Regions from separate parts of the Mus musculus genome. Here regions 2 and 3 are each linked to region 1. Evidence: chromatin loops called from intact Hi-C (ENCODE). Cell type or tissue: gastrocnemius. All regions are shown on one strand. Each heading gives the region's core, and the rest is flanking DNA. Links, peaks and the distances in the headings are about the cores only.

Region 1 (7,212 bases), core at 2,959-5,458:
AGTGGTCTTACCTTGACTTGTCTGTGTTCTGCTGTTGGCAGATTTGTATCATGGTGGCTGGAAGACAGTGCTGTCATTTAAATGGGACATAGAAAACTGCCAGTTTCGTGACACCCTCCACCCTCGTAGAACCCTTTGCATAGACTCAGGAACTCTCTTAAGGGAGTCACTCCAGCTGAGAGGATGGTGTGCCCAGAGGTGATCTGATGCTGCCCAAAATCCGGTGCTAGCATCATATACCATTGTGAAAGAGAAGTGACCATGGGGTTTTGGGATTAGGGAAAACACAGGTTTTGCCTATATGCTCCGTAGAAGGATTTTGATTTGTTCCTCTTCCAGGATTTATTAACTGCTTATTTGAATCCTGAGGACAATTTGCTTATTAGCCATTTCAACCTCCTGAACACTTAAGAAAACAATTTTGAGCTGTGAAGCCAGGTGCAGTTCCTCCCCGATGGCTATCCGGGCTGACAAAGCAGGTCCGTAGGATGAGCTCCAGTAGCAACAGAGTCTGCGGGGAGCCTGGACTTTCTGTCACTTTAGGTAACCTGTCCGTGAGTGTGTGGTCAGCCAATTAGCATGGAACCCAGGGGCTTGAGAGATGTATAATTCCAGTACTTAACACTAGGCACTTAATATTTAGAAAGACAGTTAAAATAGGAAGTGGGTTAAAGCCACTCTGGTGGTGTACACTTGTGCTCATACGACAAGGGAGGCCGAGGCAAGAAGATGAGTTAAACCCAAGAGTCTGAGACCCAACTGAGCAATATAGCCAGACCTTGTTTCAAAACCAACAAAAAGAAACAACACTGAAAAATAAAACATAGCAAGAGAGATAAGCTTAAGGTGGGTAATTTGGGGCTCAACTGACAGCTGACTACTGTCTACACAGCTTTATTCACAATGAAAACAACAGTCCTTCTGCCCAGGAGAGAGCTAAGTGAAAAAGTGCTTGCTGTGCAAGCCTGGGGACCCGACTTTGACTCCTAAATCTCACATCTAACCTCAAGCCAGGTAAGGTGACATACACCCATAGACCCAGGGTGGGGGAGGTGGAGACAGGAGGATTCCTGGGATGGCAAGTCAGTCTAGTCTACTTGGTGAGTTCCTGCCCAGTTGAAGATCTCATCTCTATAAAAATAAGGTAGAATATCACCCAAAGTATGAAGCTCAAGTAAATGTCTGGCTTCCAAACACACACACACACACACACACACACACACACACACACACACAATGTATGCATTTGCACCCCCATGCACCTGCACACACACACAATGTACTTATGCACACATACTTACACACACATAAACATTCACATACACATACACACACATGCACCTGCACACACACATATATCCGCACACATACACACATTTGGATACACACAATGTGTGCATGTACTCACACCCTGATGCGTACACACACACACACATACACATGTACATTCACACTCACATACACACACATATACATTCAGACACACAGTCACACATGTACCATACACACACACACACACACACACACACACACACACACACACATACACACACACGTGCACACAGACACAGCCCTTGCTCTCCAGGATCTTGTACCTTTGTGGGGAAGTTAGAAATGGGTAATGGGTTAGAAATAGCTAATTGTATTTTGTGAGAAATGGTCACAAAAGCCATGGAAAATGTCAAGATATAGTCACTGAGGGGACCAAGTGAAGGTTTCTTAAAATAGGCAGCTGATCTACCAGGAGAGGAAGACACAGAAGGGTGCTGAGCAGAAGGTGAGCCACACAAGGACAGGCTGAGGGACATTCAGAAGAGATGGCGAGCACAGAGGGCCCACATGGCTGAAGATGGTAGAGCCGGCAACAGGTCTGAGAGGAAGGACTTTCCTAAGCAGGGTAGTCATGGAATAAGCTCTGTGACGGTTCATCTCTCGAGTGCATCTGACTGAGCAGGAAAACCCAGAGAGCCCATAGAACATGGTTATTTTAATTTTGCCTGTGAGAGTTCCTCAGAGGATTCTGCCATTTGAATCAGATTGAGGAAGATCCTCCCTTACCCAATATGGCACCATCTAATTGGTGGAGGGCCCAGTCAGTCAAAAGGCTGAGGAAGGTAAATCCACCCTCTTCACTGGAACTGGAAGTCCCCTCTTCTGATCTTGGACACCAGCACTCTAGACTTTCTGCCTTTAGACTCTAGGACATTCTTTACAGACTCCCAGTTCTCACATGTTTGCTCTCAGACTGAGCCCTGCTATCAGAACCCTGCTCCCCAACTTCCAGATATCACACTGTTGGAAACGTCAGACAGCATGAGTCAACTGTAGTAATTCTACTAATGCAGTAATGATCTCTGCATTTGATTTGTCCTGACTAGTGGGAAACCCTTTCTAACAGATGTATTTTGAAGAAGATACTGATAATGCCATAGACATAGTGTCCTGGAGCATGAAGAAACCAGTCAGACCAGGAGGGACTGCTGCAGGATGCAGGGGTGAGTCATCTCTGCCCCAGAAAAGCCAACAAGGATGGACATAGAATAGGGAGCAGAAGGAGAGACACTACTGAGGCAGGAGGTACTGAGTCCTTGTATGTGAGACACAAGCCTGAGGAGGAGTTGGGCCTTCAAGTTCTTGAGTGCTGGGGACCAGCATGGTGAGGCCTGGGCCTTGGAGGCACAGCAAAGACTGGGTCCGGACATTGTGAGAGATGGAGGTCCTCTATACCTCAGGATGCCAACAGTTCACCACTCTTCTGACTGGATTTAAAGTCTACTGGACAACAAGAAGAAAGCTTTTTTGGCTTGCAGAGGGAAATAAACATATTTTTCATTCATTTTGTTCCCTGTAATCTTTCATGCCAGGGTACTGGCAGATGCTTAGTTATTTCTTGAGAAGCTGTCATCTGAGATTAGTGACAAGCTCTCAGAGAGAAGCTGAGAGACTCAGTGCTGCCTCACCTGGCCTTTCACACACGTGACTAACTTTGTCAACCAAGCAATACCTCTGCTTTGCTGATGAACGTCAGCACATTGTGGGCCTCAGTCTGATGGGCAGCCCTCTGCATAGATCACTGGCTTTGGCCCCACCCAAGAACTCTTAGGTGCTGTTTATAATATTCAGAAAGCTGAGCCAGAGGATAGTGAGTTTGAGGCCAGCATAGTGTTTCAAGTAATTAGTAATAATAATAATAATGATAACACCACTAGATTCTCACTCACTCGTTTGTGTAGAGATAAACATTTGTCTGTTAAATCTGTTTGTGAGGTGATAGAGTTTGAAAGCAGGACTCCATGCCTGACCATCACCACTGAGCTACATGTAGTCCCCAGAGGCCTCCCTTTCATATAGGAAGCTATTCATTGGAGAGTCATGAACATCCCCAGACAGGAAGTGTTTATTTCTACCAAGTTTTGTTTTCCAAAAATCATTAGTGTATGCTTATCTGTTTATATATCAATGTACCTATGCATCTATCTGTACACACACACACACACAGAGTATCAATATATTTATTTTTATTCTCAATCTCTCTCTCTTTCTTTTTTGTTTTTTCGAGACAGGGTTTCTCTGTATAGCCCTGGCTGTCCTGGAACTCACTTTGTAGTTCGAGGCTGGCCTCGAACTCAGAAATCCATTTGCCTCTGCTTCCCGAGTGCTGGGATTAAAGGCGTGTGCCACCACACCTGGTTTATGGTTTTTTTTTTTTAAGTGGTAGGGATGTGGGTGTCATTAATTCTACTGTAGATTAATGTAACAAATGTTTTATCTGTATTTAATTTTGTTTCAAATGCACTAGAAAATAATTTGATGTTATTTTGAAAACTCACCACTGGATGGCAATAAAGACCACAGATAGTTTTCAACCTCCCACTCCTCACCCTCATGTGGATGAAAACCTGAATGGGGTTTGGGCTGTCTACAGCATGATGGCCTTAGAAGAGACATGACCATTGAGGACCTTCAGCCCCCCAACCCCCCTGCCCTAATCCTACCAACAAACCCTTCACTTATCAGTCTGGATCTATCGTTACTATGTTGCTTTCATACAAACAGAGTTACAGTGAGCTGAGAGTGGGTCTTTATGGTGGGTGACTATTGTACAGAATATTCTGGGAGGTAAACACGGGACACATTATTCTCTTCATTTTTCAGCAGAGAGTCTAAGGTTCAGGAGAACTATATGTTGTGGGGCAACTCATTCAGGGCAAGCTTGGGCTTCTTTTTATAAAACCAGACGTCAGGGGAATGTTCTTTTATCTCTTTAACTCCACCACAATTGCCCCCCCCCCCACTCCCCAAAAAGCAAGGCTTGGTAAAGAAATAGCAAGTCACTACACAACTCACTGTCTGTACTGCCTTCATTATGTGCCACAGACTACTACTTCAAATCAGAGAAGCTACTAAACAGAACACAGTAGTTCCCCTTTATCCTCATTCTTACTTTCTGAGATGACAGTTGTATGATGTCATCCACAGTCCAAAAGTATGAAATAGAAAATTCTAGCAGCGCACAATTCCTAAGTTTTAAATTGTGTGCCATCAGAGTAGTGTGACGGATTTTTTTGCTATACTGTTTTGTCCCATGAATCAGCTCTGTCAGGTATATACACTCTGCATAAGCTAATTGCCTGCTAGTCACTTGGTAGTCATTTAGGCTATCAGATGAAGTACGATAGCACTTGTGTCAAAGAAACCCTCATGTTATTCAATAATGTTCTCAAAGCACAAGATTTCATTATATTTTTATTGTTGTTTTGTTCTATTATTACTGACTGCTATTAGTCACTTTGTGTGCCTCATTATAAATTAAAGTTCAGCTTATCTCATCCCTGTTGGGTCCTGGGAGGCTCTTGCTTTCCTGGCATATGGGACTTTCTAGTGGCTACCCCTAGTTCCCCATCCCCCATTGCTACACACCTCTGTTCAATTTCCTGACCCTCTGCATATCATCCCCATCTCCTCCCATACCTGATTCTGCCCACCCTTTCCCCCTTTCTCTCCTCTCTTCCTCCCAAGTTCCTCCCATCCTCTACCTCCTGTGAGTATTTTATTCCCCCTTCTAAGAAAGACTGAAGCATTCACACTTTGGTCTTCCTTCTTCTTGAGCTTCATATAGTTGGTGAATTGTATCATGGGAATTCCAAGATTTTGGGATAATATCCACTTATCAGTGAGTACATAGCACGTGTGTTCTTTTGTAACTGGGTTACCTCACTCAGAGTGATATTTTCTAGTTCCATCCATTTGTCTGTGAATTTCATGAAGTCATTGTTTTAAATGTACCACATTTTCTGTATCCATTCCTCTGTTGAAGGACATCTGGGTTCTTTCCAGCTTCTGGCTATTATAAATAAGGCTGCTATGAAGTACCCCACAAAGGGGAGGGACAACCTGTAGATACCATATCTAGAGGATAGGCAAGGCCCCTGTTTGGGTGATGGGGCCACCCACTCATATCAAAATTTTGAGCCCAGAATTCCTTCTGTCTAAAGGAAATATGTGGACAAAGTGTGGAACAGAGACTACCCCACCTGTGAAGGAAAGGCCATCCAGAGACTGCCCCACCTGGGGATCCATCCCATATACAATCACCACACCCAGACACTATTGCAGATGCCAAGAAGTGCTTGCTGACAGGAACCTGATATAGCTGTCTCCTGAGAGGCTCTGCCAGAGCCTGACAAATACAGATGTGGATGCTCTCATCCAACCATTGAACTGAGCATGGGGACCCCAATGGAGAAGTTGGGGAAAGGACTGAAGGAGCTGAATGGGTTTGCAACCATAGGAAGAACAACAATATCAACCAACAGGCCCCCCCCACCCCCCCGAGCTCCCAGGGACTAAACCACCAACCAAAGAGTACACATGGAGGGACCCATGGCTCTAGCTGCATATGTAGCAGAGGATGGCCTTGTCAGGCATCAATGGGAGAAGAGGCCCTTGGTCCTGTGAAGGCTTGATGTCCCAGTGTAGGGGAATGCCAGGGTGGGGAGGCAGGTGTGTGTGGGTAGGGGAGCACCCTCATAGAAGCATGGGGAGGGGGGATGGGATAGGAGACCGGGAAAAAGGATAACATTTGAAATGCAAATAAATAAAATATCCAACAAAAAAATAAGTTAAAGTTTATCCTGTATATGTAAGTGTAGGAAGAAGCATAGCAAATGTAGGGGTCAGTATTAACCACAGAATCAAGTTTCCACAGGATGTGTGCCTTGGGGTGTATGCCCTACAGGGGCAACAACTGAATGTATCGTTGAAGGAAATTGTTAAGTAAATCATAGTGATGATCTACTACCCATTTTCATAGTCTATGTGGAGTTGTAGTTAGATATGTATGCTAGCTTTGAAACGATTTTGTATTGTATTTTACAGTGTGGGCTCCTGACTGCTCTGTACCTTGGCTCTGTTTCAGTATCTTAATTGTTCTGAATCTGACACAGCGAATACATCACTTTTATAGTGAGTTCACATTGCAGTTTGAGGGCTTTTATTTTCCGTTGACTAGGATGTGGTATGGCTGGCAGTTTCAAGTCAGGGTAGACATGGGGATGGATGGGAAATATTGTGTTGTCATAGTGATGGTTCTGGAGCTGATACTGCTTCAGAAAGGCAGACATGATGCTCTTGTTGAGCCATTGTAGAAGTGTGTGATAATTTTAAACTTAACTCGGAAGTCAGAAATTTTAGCTTCAGAGTAAGATGTAAAACAAAACACCACCACCACCACCACCACCACCACCACCACCACCACCACCACCACCACCACCACCACCACCACCACACTGCAACATTATTCCATGGTTAAGGAAGCTCCATCACTGTCTCTGGACTTAGAACCCTAAGAGAGAATGTTCAAGAAAAATTTCTCTTCCTTTTCCTTTACCATCAAAGATCTTTAAGCAGACCATGCTCGAGTGTCTATGTGTTGTGTATAAAGAAATAGAGCTTGGTTTGCTGTAGGTCAAGAGAGTAGAACATCTTCAGAGCTCAAGGCCCTAAAGAGCCAGGATCCCTTCCGCCACCCAGCCTCACTTAAGGCAGAGAGAATCTCTTGTAGCTTGCACTGCAAACGCTAACGGCAGCATCCCCTGAAGCTATCCAGTAGGAAGGCTTACTCTGTCAGGGAAAGGGTGGGGCAGATGATGTTCTTCTAGCTTGGACCACTCAGGAAGCAGAGCCCTGGACATATGCATTATCATTTTTTTG
Region 2 (7,212 bases), core at 1,716-4,215, 430 kb after region 1:
TAGTTTATATCAACGGACACAGCTAGTCACTGAGAAGAGGAAAGACAGAGGAGGACTTGCCTCCATCAAGGTGACCTGTGGGAGCATTTTCTTGACTAGTGATTGTTGTCAGAGACCCAGTTCACTGTGGGTGGTGCCACACCTTGGCAGGTGGTTTTGAGTTATAAAAAGCAAACAGAAGAAGCCAGGAGAGCCATGTTAGTAACCACCTCCTCCTCGTTCTCTGCTTCAGTTCTTGCTTCCAGGTTCCTGCCTTGAGCTCCTGTTCTGACGTCTTTCAATGCTGGGTCTCTAGGCTGCAATAAATTCCTTTCTCCCTAAGATGCATTTGGTCAGTGTCTTATCATATCAACTAAAACATGACTACAGCCCAAAGTGTAGTTACGGAAGATATGTGGGAAGGGTGCTCCAGAGAATAGACTTCGGAACTGAGCAATCTGGATCCAAATCCCAGCCCAGCTCTCAGCTACCATGTGGCATTAGGAACCCTGGAAGCCTCTGTCAAGCCCTGCACTCTGACCCTAACAGGATCTTTATTATTATTATTATTATTATTAGATATTTTCTTTATTTACATTTCAAATGTTATCCCCCTTCCTGGTTCCCCCTCTGAAAACCCCCTATCCCATTCCCACTCCCCCTGCTCACCAACCCACCCACTTCTGCTTCCTGGTCTTGGCATTCCACTATGCTGGGGCATTGAACCTTCACAGGACCAAGGGCCTCTCCTCCCATTGATGGCTGACAAGTCCATCCTCTTCTACATATGCAGTTGGAGCCATGGGTCCCTCCATGTGTTTTCTTTGTTTGGTGGTTTAGTCCCTGGGAACTCTGAGGTACTGGTTAGTTCATATTGTTGTTCTTCCTATGGGGCTGCAAACCCCTTTCAGCTCCTTGGGTCCGTTCTATAGAATCTTAATGACCTTTCCAGGAGAGCATCAGAGAAAAATGTTTAGCCTAGTATACTTGCTACACAAATGTATTTTTTCCAAACATATTTATATGCCTATCTTGTCCTCAAAGCAAAGCCTGTGGTATTTTCAGGAGCCCAGAATAGACCATCTATACGTGATTTGCACATAACCTGAAAGTGTTTGTTATGTCTTTTGTTTTCTTAAGTGATAATAATAGCTATCAAGACCTGCTCTGTTTGTCAAGTGTCAGGCTAAATGGTGTGTATGTGCATATCTCATCAGTTGACCTCTTGAAACAATTAGAAAGAATTTATTATTATGCTCTTATTGTGAAAGAGCAAAATGTAGGCCAGACTGTTTAGCATTTTGCTTAAGGCCACAGCTAATGAGAAGTAAAACTGGGCAAGAACATCTATCATGCCAAACACACTTTCTTGTGAGATACAACTTCTTCTTCAAGCTATTTCTAGAACATGATATTAGGAAAATACATTTGTTAATGAGCTACTCATCGTCGTACAGGAACTACCATGACAGTGATGTATATATGTAGGTGATCATTGCTCTAGGACTTTTGGTTCCATGGGAGGAAATTGGACTTGCTGGGAAGATGACATAGTGTGATGGGCTTGTTTTCTGTGTTTCATACCGTCATGAGGGAGCACTTCTCTGTGTTGGACTCCTGGCTTCCTATGTGCCACATATCAGAAGAACTCTGTCTTCCGAATGAAAAGAGTGTTACAGAATTAAGACCCAAGTTGTCCAAACTATAACCTGTGAGGGAGCTGTCCTCACAGCCTCTTAGCTTCACCACCTTCGCCAGAGCCTCCTGTCTGATATCTATTCTCTTTTCATGTCTTTGCTGTCAACTCTAATCCACCCTCTAAGACCCAATTCAAAGCCCCAAACGACCCCAAACCTTCCCTGAGCATCTCAGCCCTCCTGTGGAAGCTTCTCCTACTCACAGGTATCAGGCTATCTGGTGACAGGATGACAGCCACTATCAGCCCCTGCTCTAAAACAGATGAAAATAAACCAACTAAGGGCAGAAGCAGAAAAATCACCCGAGACGGGAGAAATAAAAACTGAGAGCCAAAACGTGATTTCATAGGATGTTCAGCCTCTGTTACCAGCAATGTCAGAGTAAACGTTATGTACTCCTTGATTTCAACCAATTCTAAATACATTATGTGATGTCACTGCTTAATTTTAAACATAAAAATGTCAACGTCAAGGCAGCCCCTCCACACCGTACTTTGCATCCATAAGGAGAGACTCCCTAGTTGGAATTATAGTAAAGTTACCATGAAAAAGTGGTGCCTGTGACTCGTGGGTGAGAAGTATCTGGGTTCTCTTCTCATCCTCTCCTCCAGCAATTGCAGATGGTACTAACTATGCTAATATTAGAACACACAACTGTTTGAAGGCCATGCTGGTGGTATAGTTTAATGTCAATGAGTAGTGTTGGATAAAAACACTTCTCTCAGGCCCAGAGACCATTTTTAAAATGTCATAATTTGGTATAATAGTATACAATGCCATGTGTTGCTCGTTGTTTTTAACCTCTGAAGTAAGATTTCAATGTAGACTTTAAAACTTTAATGATTAAGATAAAGAATACACTTTCAACTACATATAATTGTTTCTGATGTGCACAATATCCATACATCAGGTGTTCAAAAATAATGTGTGTTAAGAAATTAAGATGGTGTAGAAATGTTTTAATACAAATTTTAAAATGAAATACTTTACTGTGTATAGTCATATAATTCAAAAGACGGTAAATGTTGCTATAGTATTTTTCAATGAAAGGATATATCTGTTCACTCAAAAAAATTAACTCTGCTTTCTTAATCTTTGATGTGAGAATAATTAGTATGTTGCCCTCTGGGTTCCAAAAATCTAAGAGGGAAGGGGGATGTTTAACCAAGTTCCTTATTTTGGGTTTGTTCCACATTGTTTGAATCACTAAAGAGTTACACCGCCCCCTAGTGTTCCACATGCTAAAGTGCAATGAGCTTCAACTGGTACATTTTATTTTCTGAATGATAAAGGTAATTTTTTGTTTGTTTGCTTGCTTGGAACAAATGGTAGAGAAGAATGCCTTAGAGTCTTATAAACTCTCAGTTTATTTTTAAGTAGAACATTTTTTGAGACCTAAATGACCAGGTTTATCCAGAGTGCTCCTGAAGTGTTAACTGAGTTCTGGAAGACCCCCACCTCTGAACGTCAGATCATGTGATTCACAAATATCCAAAAGTTTTCAGCTCTCTAATAAAGGATGCCCTAGAGGGAACAATGAGGCCAAAAGCCATCTGCAGGAATTTAAAATTATGTTTAAAACCTTAAACCCAAGGAAAAATCTGTGAGGGTACATTTTGTTCAAGAAGCAGGCAATAAAACAGTGAGCAATTATCACTAGAAAGGGTCAGCAGCTGTGCAAGGAAGGACCAGGCTGTATGTTGACAGCCCTTGTCTTACAGTTTCTATTATTAGAAAGGTTTTTGTTTTTTTTATTTTCCTGATATTAACCACAGCTTCAAAAACAAAAACCAACAAAACCCCAAACAAAAAAAAGCCTAGTGTAGAAATGTATGCCTTTAGTCTCAGGACACAGAGGCAGGCAGATCTCTGAGTTCAAGGCCAGCCTGGTTTACTAAGTGAGTTCCAGGGTAACCAGAGCTACACAGAGAAACCCTGTCTCAAAACAAAAACAAAAGCCAAAACAAACAACCAAAAAGCCAAAAAAAAAAAACAAAAAAAAACAAAAAAAAAAAAAAAAAAAAAAACAAACAAAAACCAAAAATCAAACAAAACAAAATGCCCCCTAATTATCTGTTACTTTACTGTCTTATTTAGCACAGGACACTTTTGGGCGTTTATTACCTGTGTCCCTTCTACAGTATGTTAAGTAAATGACTATAATGTCCTTGTGGTCTTGTCCGCCAAATCAGGGCCACCAGACCACAGCATCTGGCCATGCAGACACATTGCTCAGTGTTGAGAATGCCACACCCCCCTCCCCTTGAGGTCTGTGTGAGTGGAATCCCGGAAATGTGCTCTGTGGTCCCTGTCCAGAGCCTACCCATGGAACCTCTAAAATCTTGCATTGGATGAATAAATATGTAATCGTCCACCTGTCCATTTTTCTCAAAGATGAGAAATTAAAACATACGCACAGAAAAAAATCAGTGTACAAGCCAGTTTTGACTTTGACTGATGTGGGTTCTTTCTTCCCCTACTAAATTTGTTTTTTAAGGCTGAGTTAGCCGAGTTAAGTCTGAGAAAGGCAATCCAATTGGTTTTGTTGTTTTGCTCTATTTTGTTTCATGTTTAAAATCCAGTCTTGGTGGCCAAAATGGAGCTAAAACCCAAGCGCTTTTCTTTCGAGCACAATCTAGCTTACAGTTTCTCTATCTCTAAACCAGTCCCCGCCCCCGTGCCCTTCGGAGTGTGTGGGTGATGGCTGGCCGTGACATATTGCTGGGTTTTTCTGCAGCATCCAGCGAGCATGGCGAGAGTACTTGCAGAGGCAGGACCCCCTGGAGAAGCGGAGCCCATCCCCACCTTCTGTCTCTTCAGACAAGCTGAGCAGCTCTGTCAGCATGAACACCTTCTCCGACAGCAGCACACCCGTGAGTGTCTCCCGGCCGCTTGCTTGGACTGTCTTGCACTGAGTATTGTTAGCCCAGGCTCTGGTTCCCAGAAAAGATCTTGAGATGGTTTGTGATGGGGTGTGTGTGTGTGTGGAGGGGTGCTTATTTGCTGCATGGGAGCCCACAGTGAGGCTCTTGGCGTGGTAGAACTAAGACAAGATTCATGATACAAAAATGAACTCAATGCGTCCACAGAGTGGGGATTCTGTGCGACGTTGCTTCTCTATCCCTGAGGTGGGTGCGCCCCACCCCCCATTTCTTCTGGTGTGTTTTCTCTGGCATGTGCTTATGTGATGCTTGTCTGGTTGGAAAGTCATCTTCGTTATTAGGATTAGAAAGAGAACTTTTGGCAGGAAAAATTGAAGTTGATCACAGACTGAAATTGCTGAAATGGATTGAGTGTGGCTAAATGGGTTGCACAGACCCCTCCTGAAAGGACTCCTGATAGGGCTTGGGGGAACCTGCCGCACCTGTACAGGCAGGACAGACGCTGGCAAGTGCAGTTCTCCTGACGTCCAGAGTTTTAAGTGATGACAACCATTAAGAAGTTTTGAAAGGGAAACATATGGTTTTGCATACTGAAATTGGCCACCCGTTTGAGTTCTCCAGAATGGGGTTATGGAATTAACGCATCTGCTACAAGCCTGTGCTTTGTGTGGTGTGGGGGTGGGGGTGGGTGGGGGCGCTGGTGGGGGAATCATCATTAGGCTCTGTTAAATCAGCGCGTTTCGCCATTGCGATCATTTATTTGTAAATAGTCATAGAAATGATAAAAAGTTAGGAAGAGGTAACCATGCAAAGTATATTATTAAAAAATATTCTTTTTATAATTTGCTGTCATACTTTCTCAGGCATATGATGAGATATGGCAAAAGTTACTTTCTTTGAAATGTGTGCAGAAGTCTGCATGGCTTGGCATTATTGCCTAATATTTTAATGTAGATGTGAGTTGATTTGTTGTTGTTGTTATTGTTGTTGTTGTTGTTAGTTTAGTTAGTTTTTAGAAGAAAGAAAAAGCTAGTTTTATAGCTGTGAAAGTAAAAAACGGCAGATCTGTTTAATCGACCCAACATTTGGTCATTTGGAGAAAGGGATCCCTGTTACTGGCCTCCCGGTCACTAGAGGGCGCTTGTGAACCACATTGGAAAATGCTGGGCGGTGCTTGGTTTATAAGTAAAAAAGAAAGTGAAAATTGAGCTCTTAGGATGCCTTTGCTGTGAATGTCAATAGAAAATGCAATGAAATGATTGTGAAGAGTCTATGAAACTCTATTTCAGAAACCGTTTTTGTCTGTGAGTTAGGGATTTAGATTCAAACTGCCCCTGTATTCTAGCGTGCTTCTCAATTTGTGGGTCGCGACCCCTCTAGCAACCCTCTAGCTCCAAAAAATATTTACAGTAACAAAATCAGTTATGAAGTAACAACGAAACTACGTTTATGATAGGGGGTCACCACAACATGAGGAACTGAATTAAAGGGTCGCAGCATGCGGAAGGTCGAGAACTGCTGCTCTAAAGGTCCCAATTCAGGGCAAGTAGCTGCCGCGCTGAGTCGGGTGACCCACTGTGTGCGCGTTAGTGTTCTTCAGTCTTTGAGAGTTGTTGACATCTTAGAATGTATCCTAGCCTCTTCCGCCCTGCTCCTTCAACCCTATCACCTCAAGTGTTTTGGGTAAACACTTGAGTAAATGATTGTTCTCCTGGGCTGTGGCTCGTCCAGTTTATTTGTATCCGCCCCTGGTGCTGAGTCCTCTAAACCACCCAATCTCCTGAGTTCCCTGAATCTTTTTCTAATAGAGGAGCTTGCATTGTCCAAACTTCTCCCTGTCAACTGGCTTTTTCATAAGGTGTATCCGACCCGATAGTCACTCTAGTGTAGTCTAGCTCTGTGGGTTGAGGGACAAAGAAATCTTTAAACTTGTGCAAAATATAAGAGTCAAACAAATCTTTCAAAAAGTCATTATTGCAATCTGCTATCAGAAAGCAAGCAGAGCCTGATCAGAGTTCTAATAGGGGCCATTGATCATATCGATGACTTTGATATTAGCGGTGACAATCATGTGACAGCAACTGTACAAAATAAGACACACACAAAATGTAAGACATAAGCAATATTAGATATTGAACTGTTTCCAAGCCTCCAGGGTGTCAGATAGGCAAATATCCAAGACTTAATTGTATTCTCTCAGTGCTGGGCATCAAGCCTATGTAGGTCTACAAGTATTCTACCACTGAGCTATAGCCCTATCCTACAAGGCACAATGTTAAAAAAACAAACAAACAAACAAACAAACAAAAAAAAAAACAACAACACAAACCTGTGCTTAGTGGGTTGAAGTCAATATAACTGGATAAATGTTCTTCTATATTCCATGGTCATCACTCATCACTGCAGCAAGACCCCTTACAGAAACTTATCTTTACATCTTTTGGGGCTTGCAGCCCACATAAAGACAAAGTAGAAAATTAGTATGATTTACTCTGAGCAACCTGTCAAGCACACAGCCCTCTACCGCTCTCAGAAGGCCCTGTTTCGGAGGCTTGGTTTCCCTGCCCACTGTGAGTTGGCTCAAGTTTACGCAAGGCACAGGATGCTCCTGTCTTAAAGGCAGCAGGTTCTACAAATGACCAACAAAACCATTG
Region 3 (7,212 bases), core at 3,368-5,867, 420 kb after region 1:
AAACTTAACCCTGTTTTGTCTCTGGTTTTAATCACAGAAGGCAAGCATACTTTTTGAAACAAGGCAAGGACAAACTAGACTATTAGAGTATGCATTTGAAATAGCACTTCAAAACAGAAATAAAGTTAAAAATGTGCTCTACAAAAAGCCAAAGAGAAAGATAAATGATCTTACACTTACATTTTAAAAACAATGAATACTATTTAGAGTACATGAGAATTCTATCTTGACTTCAACTCAAGGTCAAAGTCTTCAAGGGTTTATTAAACTTTAGTTTGTAATTTTATAAGGATTCTAAAGCTTTGATATGTTTAGCTGATTTAAAAAAAAACAAACCATGTGCTGTCAAGACAAAGGAAGAGAATGTAGCCATCCTATGCTGGGACTTACAGTGGAGTCTATATTGCTAAGGGTTAGCACATAATTTTTCGTTCAACTCTGATGTGACCTTTGATTTAGGCAGGGTTCTGACCTTTTTGCAGATAAAGGAGGTTTCAGTAATTTCTCCAAGTTACTTATCCTCAGCTGGTGTGTGAAGTTGACAGTGAAAGCTGGGTCTGGAGGCCTCCCGAGCCCTCATGTCAACAACCACCAGCTGAGTCCTCATGAACTGGCAACAGGCATGGGGAGTCTTGCATGGTTCTGGGCACTAGGAAAGAATGTTAGTATTCCTGAGAATACAAAAGTAGGTAATGACAACCATGAGAGCTCTCAAAGCACATACACTACTACAAAGAAGTAAGCCCGAGTAGCTTGGGAGGATAAAAACGAGTCTCAGAAGGAACACAATGGATGGTCGCTAAGGAGCAGCTATAAGTTCCTCCTCTGTTCCAGAAAGCAGAACATGGATTAGTGAACAGGGTTTACAGAAGCAGCCATGTTATTGAAACAGATGACAACCATTTTGAAATGCCAGCCTGCACCACGCCAGAGCAGACATTTTTTTTTTTTTTTTTTTTTTTTTTTTTTTTTTGGTTTTTCGAGACAGGGTTTCTCTGTATAGCCCTGGCTGTCCTGGAGCTCACTTTGTAGACCAGGCTGGCCTCGAACTCAGAAATACGCCTGCCTCTGCCTCCCGAGTGCTGGGATTAAAGGCGTGCGCCACCACGCCCGGCGCAGACATTTTTGTTAAGAAATGAGGTGACAGGTACAAGGAGTGCCTTAGGAGAGAAGAGGTGAAAACACCCAGGATGTGGAAAACATCCCTATAAATGGAACACCTGAGGTGCGAGTTCTCTTTCTCTCTTTCCCTTGCTTTGTGAATCAGGATCCATCATTTAACCACCCACGTCCCTGATGATGTAAAAAGAGATAACCCAGGACATATGACACCTTCACTGTCAGCCCCCTTCCCTTCCCATGTGGGTGGGTGTTTGGACAGGGCATCTCAGGTTTTTCCATGTCTGTGGTGTACGGCCTTGCCATGTCATCTACTGAAGGACAGTGTCTCACTGTTGATTAGATGAAGATTCTGAGTTACACACACATTTGAGTTAGGGCATTATTGTTATGCCTGGTCTCATAATATAAGTAAATAAGAATGCAGAAACTTATTCACTATGAAAATACCATGGAGTTTTTAAAAAGTAGAATTTCCTTATGACCTAGAATTCCCATTACAAGATATATCCAAGGGAACTGAAAACAGTCTGTCAAGAGATGTTGTACTCTCCTGTAGGCTGCAGCATGACTCAGAATCACCATGACATAGAGACAGCCCCAGGGGCAGTGGATAGATAAAGAAAATGTGGCACACAGACAGAATGGAATATTATGCATCTACAGAAGCATAAAATCCCGTCATTAGTTATAATATGGATAAGTTTGGAGAAATTGCATGAATAAGCAATCCGGATACTGAAGGAACTCTTTAGATCATCATCTGTGTAATTTAAAATAGTTGATCATATGAAAGTGGAGAAGTAGAATGGAAATTTCCAAGTGCTTGGGAGGGACGGTTTGGGGGCAGAGAAAGGGGAAATAGGTACTGTCTTCGTTACCGTTGAATGGGAACAAGAGGTTCCTATCTATCTATCTATTCCTTTGCGATAGCATCTCTCCTGAGACCTGAGACCCATGTTTTCTTAGCTGGGATGGAAGTGTAAGGGCCCCAGAGCTCTTGCTTTCTCCAGAACATTGCATCTGAGGTTACACACATGCTCAGACTCTAGGTTTGTCCCATGAGTGCTGGGATCTGATTTCTAGGCTCCGTGGTAGCAGGTCAAGCAGGCAGCATTTTTAACAGCTGAGCCACATGCCAACCCTAAAATGTCCAAGTTTCCTTGATTAGTTGAAAAAAAAAACCTTATATTTAAAAAAAAAATCTTTTCTTACCAGCACTTTCACTGGCTATATGTAAACAGTAAAGATTTTAGCTCATCCTAGAAAGAATTTTCTTCTAGTAATGACATTAGGGCTACATCATACTTCTTTTGCCTAGAGAGAGAGAGAGAGAGAGAGAGAGAGAGAGAGAGAGAGAGAGCTTATGGAAAATGTCCTGGCTCAAGCCCCACTGCAGACAAATAGAATCTGGAACCCTGGAAGCAGCATCTAAGAGCTCCCTTCAAGTGGTTCTGAGGGGGATCTGGGGTGAGGATGTGCGTAGGCGCATCCCAGTCTGCAGTTTCTCAGCAAACTCCCAAGCAGCCCCATTCTCTGAGGAGGCAGTGCCTCTCTGATGTTCAGCCCATACACTTAGTCAACCTGGCTACATCCATTTTTCATTATTGATTTAAATGTAGGAAATGAACTCCAAAAGTTTTTTTCTCCCTTTCTAATTGACCACAGCTCCATATCAAATCTCTTACTACCACCACCATGTTAATTCCCCAGCTCTGGGCTCTCAGGGAGACGTGAGCAGCAGTGAAGTATGTGTGGGCTTGTTCCCCCAGTCCCAACACCAGTGTAATCGTTCCCTTGTGCCATCCAGAGACTCAGAACAGCTAAAAACAGCTGTGAATGACCTGCCTGTCTTGCAGTTTGGTGTGTTCTCCTGTGAGGGTGGAATACTCTAGGGATGGGAATTGGCTCTCTTCAAAGCACATAGACAGGCACAAGTCCTCCCATGCAGGGAAGAGTTTCAAATGAAACCATCTCTTTCCTAGTTGTCAGGGACAGAGAGAAGCAAATGCTACGGGCGCCAGACTCAACATTTAAATGGATTTCTTCGTACATTTGCATAGATTGCTGGAAATTTTTCCTGGTTTGCTTCCAGGCAGGACTCTGCCCTTGAGAACTGTCAGAGTTTGATTGAAAAACCTGGGGTGCTTTGAGTGAGCAGATGAGGCATTTCGTTACAGCTGTAGCTGACTTGGGTGGCGATGTAAATCACCTCCGCAATTCACAATGACTGTAAGTTAAGTGATCGTCGTGTCATAGCAGTTGATTGGTTATTCCCCTTTGGAACATTACATTTATCCCAAACACTCAACCGGCATTTTGTGGTAGACAGTTGGTGTGAAGGGCAGGGAAGCTACAACTCCACACTATAAAGCCAGTTAAGGGCATTTACATACATGTGTGTGTGTGTGCGCATACACACGCGCGCACACACACACACGTGCACACACACACACACACACACACACACAGAATCACAATAGAGCTTGGCAAGTGTCCAAGACCAGAGACAAGTAGTTAGTAATGCTATTAATTAGAAGACTTCTTGGGAGTCTATTATTTATGGTAATTACACATTAACTTAAGTAATACCTTAGTCTAGGTGCCTTTCTTAGTTGTAATTATTGAGCTAGTCTCTCGCTATCTCTGACAGGAGACTTGGCATTCTATGTTCCACCACTGTGCTGATAATATATAGTGACTTGATGAGCCACAGGAAATTATTGACGAGTTGCCCTGTCACTAGACAGTTTAAGCCAATAGATGTTTGTCATTTATAGTTTGTTGGTAATGTATAAGTTATATGACCAAATTAGGTCATGTATTTTCTTTATTAAAATATTGCTGTTGTTGCCTTTGATTATTGCAAGTGATAATTGCCTGCATTGCAGGCATTCTTTGACAATTTGTTAATTTGTAATTAATGGTATGCTTAATAGACTTTAACTTTAAAACACCGTTGTTATAAGACTACTGTGCTATAAGATTGCATGGTCATGAAGTGAGTTTTGTATGCTCACCTACTCTGGGTTGGATCCATTGTGTTTCCTGTTTAATAATCAATCACACACACACACACAATTATATATATATACACACACATACACACACACACACATATACACACACACACATATATATACACATACACACACACTTGTAACACACACCTTCTAGACTGAAAGAAGATGAGCTATTGTTGGTGTTCTCACCATTTTAACCACATTCTTTGAGTTATTTCTGGCCCACAAATGACTGAATAATAAAGAATTGACAGCAAATTCTGAATACCAATGCCACAGAATAAGAAAGAAAAAAAAATGTTTCTTACTCATCAACAATCAGGCTGAGCAACAGCGGAGCTACTTTGGGCTCATGGCACCACCTAGTGGTCATATAGAATATCTGCCTTGTCAGGTTTTCTCACTGGCGTGAAGGAAAGTAGTGGGGTAGCTCTAGGATAGTTTCCTCCTCTTCCTCTTCGTGTGTGTCTGTTCTTTCCTGCTCTCTCAGTCATGATTCACATAAATTTGTGTAGCTACCTCACATTCCCATCTCATCCCTGCGTCAGTCTTAAACATCCCTCTGAACCCCCTGCTCTAAATCCTTTGCTTCCCTGAAGTGTTGGCTTTCGAACTGGAGGTCCCCATACACTGGTAGCTTGTTACAGCTTGGTAGGTTACCACTTGCCTTTAACAAAACATAGACACACAAGAATTGATATCAAAGTATGACCTACGTTTTTTGGTCCAACCATGTACATCCCTTGTACGCACTATGCATTCTACGACTGAAGTCCTAGTTTGATTTTCCATTGCTGTGATACAGCAGTGACTAAAACCAACTTAGAGGGTGGGGAGTGGGGGAAGGGTTCCTTGCAACTCATAGTTAACCAACCATCACTGAGGGAAATCAGGAAGGCAAAAACCTAGATGCGGGGACTGAAGCAGAGAACCTAGAACTGGAGGAATGCTGTTTCCTGGCTTATTTCCAGGCTCACGGTCAGGTACCATCCTTATATATCCATGACCATCTGCCCAGGGGTGGCGCTGTCTGCAGTAGGCGCTTCATTCTCACTTTCTTATCCACTCTTCAAAACCTAGCCAAGGATAGCGTCCATATTGAGCCGTAAGCACCCAGGGAGGGACCATGTCTGCAAGAAGCTGTGGTCCTGGTGATTGTGAGCTCAGAAACAGCTTACGGGATGAAAGGGGGAAGGGCCTTGGCAGTGGTATCTTTGAGGATGGATAAGGGGTAGAAATAAGAAGGAAAAGAAAGTAAGGGGTTAAAACAAGTTCACTGGAGCTATGCAGTCACCGCTAGGTGAGTACTGTTTTCTGTGGGTCTAACCCTGTGGGAAGTGCCCACATTACCTCTTTATTTATCCAAAAGGGTCAATTTTCAAGCTTTAGCACTTGAGTAGCAGAGATGGGTAGAAAACAGCGGAGAAGGCAAAGATTTGTTTACAGAGCCAGGTTCCTTACCACAAAAAAAAAAAAAAAAATTTAATTAGGATTTTTGTTAATCAATCAACATCACTCTTTTCAAAACTGTCTCAGTTAAAAGAATTATCCCTGTGAGCAATGGCTTTCCGGACTGAACTACATAGATACATTCTTTCTCTTTCTAGTCACCAGCTGGCCATGGATGTGGAGAATAACATTGAGAACTATCCCCTCAGCCTACAGCCCTTGGAATCAAAGGTGAAAATGTAAGTTGTCACAAAGTTCCGGAGGTTAGTTGTCCAGGCATGTGCCTTGGGTGCTTGTGAACAAACCTGGAGCAGTGTGGCAGTACAGAGTCACACATTTCTTTATTTCACATTTGTGTGCCACGGGTCCAGCCAGGGTCGAAACAGCAGCAAATGTAGCTTTGGCCCACACCTCCCATTACTGGCCATGGTTGGATGGATTTTATGGAATTCCAGCTTACTGTTTCTGTTTTTCCTTTCAAGGCTAGCAGGAGTCTTTGTATCAGCCTTCATTTTGTCATCTCACCGTTGGAGACATCGCCTTGCATGCATGCACACAATTTGTAAAGCCCTTCTTTCTTCCTATTTCCATCCCCACCTCCAGTGCTGGGGGAAATGACCCTTTATCTTTCCTGCCCCCACGAAGTGGGTGGTGCTTCTGCATAGCCCCACCCAAGAAAGACCCACATGACCCTCCCCCCCCACTTTCTGTTATACCTGACTATCATAATAAATTAGTGATAACTATACCGCAACATTAATAAAACGAAGCTGGTGAGCCCCAAAGTGAAGCAAATCCTACTGGAGAGCAAGTTATCAACCCTTAAAAGGTATTTTTAGGTAGAGAAAGGAGCTTCAGATCCCCCTGTGTAGTACCCAGAGTGTTCCATTCACACTCATTCTGGGATTCTTCCCTATTCCGCGTCTCCCTCAGAGGCACAAATAAGAATTGCCAATGTTGGTGTACACAGTTCTCCTTCTTCCTCCCTCTCCTCCCAAGTCCCATTAAAACTCTAAGATATTTGAACACCTGCAGAGTTTCAATATGTCTGAACTTGAGAAACACAGATCATTTGTGGAGAAGCTCAAAGAAGTCACTCTGAAGAAGGGTGGCTGAGGGTGAGCGGCTTTGAACAATACGCCACCTCTGGGTTATAATGTCCTGCTGAGGGAAGAAAATAGCCATCCGCATCACTCCAAGTCTGTGCCCACCATACACATCACAGTGTGAGCATCCGGCCTCCCCTTCATGATAAGCCCAGACAGTTTCTGAACTGACCAGGTACCCTGCTAGGAAGATCTGTGCCTCACATCCTGGCTGGAATGACTCTGCCTGTTGAATTGCTTTCTGCAAGCAAGTGTCACTTTCACTGCAGAACATGTTGAAGTGCAGGCACAGGTTGCTGAGTTATTAGGAATTTCATTCAGATGAGTCCTGTTAAATGAAAAGGTACTGCATAGGGACTCTGCTGTGTGGGGAAACGGAGAGTGCTTCATGGAAGAATTAAGTTAGGAAAATGCCTGATCCTTTAAAAAAAATCATCTCCAATCAAAACAGAGGAATGGGTACTGAGAAGAAGAAGAATCGAAGACAAATCAGCTCTCTGGGTTTGTGAGTCCAG

What was found. Hi-C counts contacts between places; a loop is a spot of excess contacts. Peaks named below come from ENCODE experiments on the same cell type or tissue, not always from the same donor. Only the 100,000 strongest peaks of a DNase experiment are listed, where the experiment ranks them.
Region 2: a loop joins it to region 1, with 8 times the contacts of the local background. A loop is called at or near these places in 32 of 42 quality-filtered maps.
Region 3: a loop joins it to region 1, with 3 times the contacts of the local background. A loop is called at or near these places in 37 of 42 quality-filtered maps.

What each region holds. Positions count from the first base shown.
Region 1 is chr3:67,620,947-67,628,158 of GRCm38, forward strand. No RefSeq gene overlaps it. Among named protein-coding and RNA genes, the nearest start is that of Mfsd1, 42 kb to the left of the region's middle. In gastrocnemius, for the core only: no CTCF peak of the experiment used is centred there; a DNase peak (open chromatin) is centred at 3,918.
Region 2 is chr3:68,050,850-68,058,061 of GRCm38, forward strand. It overlaps Iqschfp (Iqcj and Schip1 fusion protein), which reads left to right. Exons shown (of 11, transcript NM_001113419.2): 4 at 4,414-4,549. It overlaps Iqcj (IQ motif containing J), which reads left to right. Exons shown (of 4, transcript NM_177585.3): 4 at 4,414-5,744. The coding sequence ends at 4,591. Among named protein-coding and RNA genes, the nearest start is that of Schip1, 10 kb to the right of the region's middle. In gastrocnemius, for the core only: a CTCF peak has its summit at 2,908 (motif pointing left); DNase peaks (open chromatin) are centred at 2,909 and 3,920.
Region 3 is chr3:68,041,489-68,048,700 of GRCm38, forward strand. It overlaps Iqschfp (Iqcj and Schip1 fusion protein), which reads left to right. Exons shown (of 11, transcript NM_001113419.2): 3 at 5,750-5,830. It overlaps Iqcj (IQ motif containing J), which reads left to right. Exons shown (of 4, transcript NM_177585.3): 3 at 5,750-5,830. Among named protein-coding and RNA genes, the nearest start is that of Schip1, 20 kb to the right of the region's middle. In gastrocnemius, for the core only: a CTCF peak has its summit at 4,506 (motif pointing left); DNase peaks (open chromatin) are centred at 4,509 and 5,105.